Linked DNA regions of Mus musculus: region 1 is linked to region 2. The links are chromatin contacts, found by POLR2A ChIA-PET in ENCODE. All regions are on one chromosome and are shown on one strand. Each heading gives the region's core, a stretch centred on a gene start or an enhancer-like site at or near the end of the contact. The rest is flanking DNA. Distances are from core to core; before and after follow the strand shown. Region 1 holds the start of Armt1 (acidic residue methyltransferase 1). Region 2 holds the start of Mthfd1l (methylenetetrahydrofolate dehydrogenase (NADP+ dependent) 1-like).

Evidence for each region. ChIA-PET counts read pairs that join two places held with the same protein, here RNA polymerase II (POLR2A).
Region 1: POLR2A ChIA-PET joins it to region 2 with 18 read pairs in Patski. The contact joins the promoter of Armt1 here to the promoter of Mthfd1l in region 2. POLR2A ChIA-PET finds 5 or more read pairs at or near these places in 3 of 5 experiments (Patski and embryonic stem cell).

The regions. Positions count from the first base shown.
Region 1 is chr10:4,431,303-4,434,002 of GRCm38, reverse strand. It overlaps Armt1 (acidic residue methyltransferase 1), which reads right to left and starts at 1,398. Exons shown (of 5, transcript NM_024261.2): 1 at 1,292-1,398. The coding sequence starts at 1,332. Rmnd1 (required for meiotic nuclear division 1 homolog) reads left to right here and starts at 1,615. Exons shown (of 13, transcript NM_025343.6): 1 at 1,615-1,737.
Region 2 is chr10:3,971,671-3,974,370 of GRCm38, reverse strand. Mthfd1l (methylenetetrahydrofolate dehydrogenase (NADP+ dependent) 1-like) reads right to left here and starts at 1,296. Exons shown (of 28, transcript NM_172308.4): 1 at 893-1,296. The coding sequence starts at 1,116.

The DNA.
Region 1 (2,700 bases), core at 149-2,648, 460 kb before region 2:
AGCACCTAGGAACTATTCCAGGGGCTGGAGACAGGCCTCAGCAGGGAAGGGCACCTGCTACCAAGTACAACCTCCTGAGTTCGATCCCTGGAACCCACATGGTAGAAGGACAAAGGGGACTCCCTACACAAGTCGTCCTCTGACGTCCATTCCTGGGTAATGTCACAGGTGAGTGCCACACTCCCCCAACACATAAAAACTAATTAAATCATTTGAAAATAAAGTATTTGAAATATGAATTTGGAGCCTAGTGGTGTCTCCCTCTATAATGACACAGAGTATAATGGCAGGAGTATTGGGAGTCCCAGGTCATCCTTCACTACATAATTCAATAGCTCCGTGTCAAAAGAAAACCAACCATCCAGCCAGACAAGAAGATTGGCTACTTAGCCAATGCTTATTTCTGCTCTTACTTATAACTTTGCTCTCAGCGTTGTAGCATATTGTAATTCCCCCTTTGTCCACAGGTTTGCCTTCCCAGGGGCACTCAACCAGTTTAAAAACATTGCAAGTGGAAAATTCCAGCAGTCAACGATCTGTAAGTTTTAAATAATTTTAATTAAATTTAAAGTAAACTAACGTCCCACTAATTGTTCCATTTTGCTATTAGCTGTTTTGGTGAATCGATTGTGCCTAACAAATTTCATGAGAAGTGTGTATAGGGGGGAAAACTCTAAAGATGAAAATTGCAAGAACTACTTCTAATGATGTTTATTTTGGGGGCCAGTGAGATGGCTCAGTGGGTAAAGGCACATGATAAATCTGCTGCCCGCGACCGAGTTCTCGTTGAACTCCTGAGAGGTGAAGGAACAAAATCGGCTCCAGAGCTGTCCTCTGACCTCTAACGCGAATAATGGCATGTGCGCGCACACGCAAAATTAGGACGTTTTTAAATATAGAGTTATTAGTTTGACCCATACCATTAATACACACCGCAGTAGGTATGAGTCCTAATTGTTGGCCCCCGCAGCGCCTTTCCTTCTCACTTGTTAGAGACAAGCTTTTTCCTAATGTATCCCACAGTGAGCTCGAACTCACTACGAGCTCAAGCTGGCTTTAACTCGCAGCAATACTCCTGCCCCAGCGTCTCAATTCGGGACAGAAAGGAAGAAGGTACACAGCGGAACTAGCTAGGTCCTGACGCCGGCCAGCACAGCGAGCCGGCTCTCTCCCACCGAGGTGGGACTCGAACTCTCAGCTTGAGGATCCGGCGCTCCCGACCGCCCACAGCTTCCTCACCCAACATGGGTTTTTTCTCCCAAGAGCGCAAGAAAAAAAAAGCGAGACGCACCCCTCGTCCTTAGCGGAAAGAAACGCCGGGGACTCGGCCATCACACCGGCACCACAAGCCACTCAACTGGCGTCGCCCGGGGTTCAACGGCCGCGGTTCCAGAAAGGAAGCGTTGGAGCTTTTTTTTTTTTTTTTTTTTTTTTTAAGCGCTTTTGAACTCAGAAACTTTATTTGGTGGTCTGGCCAGGGTCAGAACATGGGGCGCAAGGGCCTTCCGGCTACGCGAGCGGAAGCCCTGGAGGACCGGAGGCGGTAGCCCGCCGAGCGGAAGGGGGGGGGGGGGGCGCGGAGCGGTCACGTGTTCGGACGGTCACGTGTCCCAGCTTGCCGGCCTGGGGCTTGCAGTGCGCCTGCGCCGCAGCGGGGCGGGGCGGGGTGTGTTTCCGCAGAGGTTCCTGCGGCGGGAGCGTGCGCGTGGGCGTCGCGGTCGTCCTCTCCGCGCACAGGTCAGTGCTTCGCGCTTCCCCAGCCGGAGAAGCTGGTGAGGAGGTGTGGGCTTCGGCCAGGGCCTGGGAATTTAGCCGGGAATCCGAAGCACCTCAAGCCAAACACTCCCGACCCCGCCGAGTTGGAAGCAGGGCATAGTAGTAGCTGCCAAGGTGCATGAAATCACCTTGAACTTAGGAACTGGAAGAAGTGCTCCCAAAGGTCAGCCCCACTTACCCGCTGAATCTAACCTGGATGCAGCCGCTTTTTTCATTGATGGTATTCTGCATCTCATGTACAATATATTTTGGTTATGTCCACCACCACCCCCAGCCCTGCCGTCAAACGCCTAGGCCTACCCATGTCCCACTCCCAACTTAAAACACTAAGTGCAATTAGTGCTATCCTTAGGCACATGGACATATTATGCTTAAGGATAATGCTCAAAAACTGCAGCTCCCTTGTGTTTCATTTTAAAAATTTACTTGACGCCTCTGTGCCCAAGGACACTACTGTCACTGAGCATAGGGGGACAAACACAGAAACCTGCTTTTGAAGAGAGGCAAAAATCTCCTTTATTGCTTTCTGATATCACTGTCGCTAACTAATATATATTATCCCTTATTTGCTCATTTCCAGAGCTAGCATACTGCACACGGTAAGGAGTAGTCATTGCATGAATTAAAAAGCTAAAAATACAAGGTATGTAAGTGGTGCTAAATATGAGGACAAAGTAAAAAATAGCAAGAGAATGGATGAGTGTTGGTTATAAGTATTAATCCTGTCACTCCAGAGGCAGAGGCCAGCCTGGTGTACAAAGCAAGTTCCAGGCCAGTCAAAGAGAGAAATTATAGGTTATCCAGAGAAATCCAGTCTTGAAAATCCAAAGTGGATGTGATGGATGTGTGTTGGTTATATGTATTATACCAAGTCACTGAGGGAGTCAAGTCCTTAGGAGGAGAGCTTGTGGACAGGTGAGTGGA
Region 2 (2,700 bases), core at 47-2,546:
TGTCCATAAAATGTTGGATTTTATCAAAAAACTGTGAGAACGTTTTTCCTTATTACAAACGTACCCATGTAACATTTTAAATTCTGCTTTTTAGTTCACTGAACCTTAAGTATTTACTGTCATGCTCATTACACCAAGTTTGTAGAGCTTAGTTTAGTTTATTGTAAAAATAATGACTACTTGTTGCGGGATATATGTGTGACAGCCCCTGGGGGCAGATTATTTTTGCTCATTTGTTTCCATAGCCCCAGTTGGGAATCAAAGCAGAAAAGGGCTTTCCCGCCCTTTGCAGGTAGGTGCCTCTGCACAGCAGTGGCCTAGCAAACTCACTATAGGGTCTGACCAGATGACTCTGCTCAGATCACCACCGGATATAGAATGAACTTTCCAGATACTGCTGCACCGGAACCTGTGTGCTCTCTGAGCAGCGATGCTCCGGAGCGGACCGTACGCCTAGACCTAGAGGGCTTCCGCAAGGGGTTTAGCCCGCCCCTCCTTCAGTAGTGGGACATCAGCAGTGGCGGGATTGTAGGGCCATCCTCCTTGCTTCTCTCCCGCCCAGGGCCGCACCGCCCTTTTCCTGTCGGCGCCACGCCCGGCGCGGTTGCATCAGAGCCGGAGGCGGGCGGTGCACGTGGAGCGGGGCGTGCGGTCCGTGAGGCGCGCGCCGGCTGGGGGGGATGCCCTCATCTACCGGGTCCCATACTCCGGACGTTCCCCTTCGCCCCCACGCCCTCTCTGCCAATCGCAAGGCGTCTCTAGCAAGTCGGAACCAAGCATTCTCTGTTTCCCGCCCTACGAACGGTCCCTCGGGTCTCCCAGCGGCCGAGAGTGCCATTGGGTCCTTGGGTCCCTGGCTAGGGACCTGCCTGTAGACAAACAGGACACTCACCTGACGATGGAGTCCATCCCGGGGGCTTCCGGATTGCCTGGGCCATGGCTGCTGAAGGTTTGGCCATCCTGCAGCCGCCGCCCGCGTAACCCCTCGGGGTCACCACCTCCGCTGCTGCTGCTTCTGCTGCCTGAGCGACACAGCTCACGGAGGCGACACGCCGGGCCCGAGGGCAGCTGCTGGCGGCCGAGCTGGCGAAGCAGGAGAGGGAGGCGGACGCTCATGCTGCTGCAGAGTGCGGGGTGACTGGTTATCCCCAGGCGCCGAGATGCGGCTGCAAGTTCTTCCCCGGGCTGGCGTGGGAGGCACCAGAGAGCCAAGCGGCACAGTAAAGGGCCAGCAGCAGGAAAGACTAGACTCTTCCTCGTGGGAGGAACTGAGGCCCCTAGGGGGCACTGTACCAAGTGGCCGTGACGTTAACAGGGCGGGGGCCAGCGGACGTGAAGCTTTTGGTTGGAGTTGCCAGAAAGTCAAGGCATAGGAGGTGGGGCATCAGCGTGGTGCTGAGCCCTTGCCCTGAGATTGTATGGCCAGCCCTTCTGCCTCAAAACCTGATGCCACCCTTGGTCTTCATAATGCAGCTCACTTTCCTCAGGAGGTAGTGGTCCTAAGTCCAGTTTAGACCTTCAGAAGGAAGTGTTTATTACGTGGGAGGTGGCCTAGGGCTAAATGTCGTTCTTAGAGTTTGCAATGCAAATGCTGGTTTTGTAGCCTTAAGCAGATTAACGTCAATGGTTTTAGGACTGAGTCTTCCAAGTTTATAATTTCCAAGGCTAGTGGGAATAACATAGTAACTTTGTAGACCACAAATGAGGTAGGGTAGAATTTGTGCAAGGCAGAGACCGTTTTTTGAGTGCTCACGCTGTCTTGTGTGCTGGAAAGATATATTTATTAACCCCAACAGATGTAAGAAATGGAACGCCATTCGTCTGATTTCTAACCAGGAGAACCTGCGATCAAGAGAAGTCATTTGGTTTGCTGGCAGAGCTGTGAGCTTGCCCAATTCCACGTGCCCTCCTCCTCTTCCTCTTTTTAAGTTTTACTTGTGTCCTTGAGCTTGCAGCAAGTAAAGGATAGGACAACCTGAAGAAACCAGTTCTCTGATTCTATCTTGGGGTCAGCAGCGGCGTGCTGAGGTGCTGGGCAGAAGGATTGTTCTAGGGATAGAACTCAACTTCATAGGTTTGGCAGCAAGTGACTATACCTGTTGAGCCACCTCACTGACACACGGGGGCCATGTTTTTGAAATGCATGGACAAGCAGGTTCCAAAGAGGGTAAAAAGTTTAAGAAAAAAAAAAATACACACATCTAGTTGGAACTTGGAGCCACAGAAACTTACTCCCTATGAAAAGTGCCTACGATGAGGTTGAGTCAGACAGTGTTTACAGGATATCCTCTGCCTTCCTCACTGCTGTAGGTTGGATATGTGTCCCAAAGGTCCATATATTAAAAACCTGGTCACCCTCTTGGTTACTGGGAGATGGAGGCATATTTTAAGAGTTGAAGCTTATACATGGAGGAATTTAAGCCCTTAGAGATGAGCCCATGGAAGGGATATTGGAATCTATCTTCTGGCCATGTCCATTCATTTATTAGGGCAGGTTTGATAGATGTCCCTTTTAGATTGGGGATCCCTAAACACAACATTTCTCATCTGTGGAATAAACTCAATACTGTGCGACATCTCCCAGGACTGTGGTGCGTCTAGAGGAACAAGAGCTGTGGGAAATGTGAAGCTCACTCTGCCTGCAGGGATAGATAATAAGGCTCTTACCTCTAGCCTGGGAAAGCAAGGCAGGCTGACTTA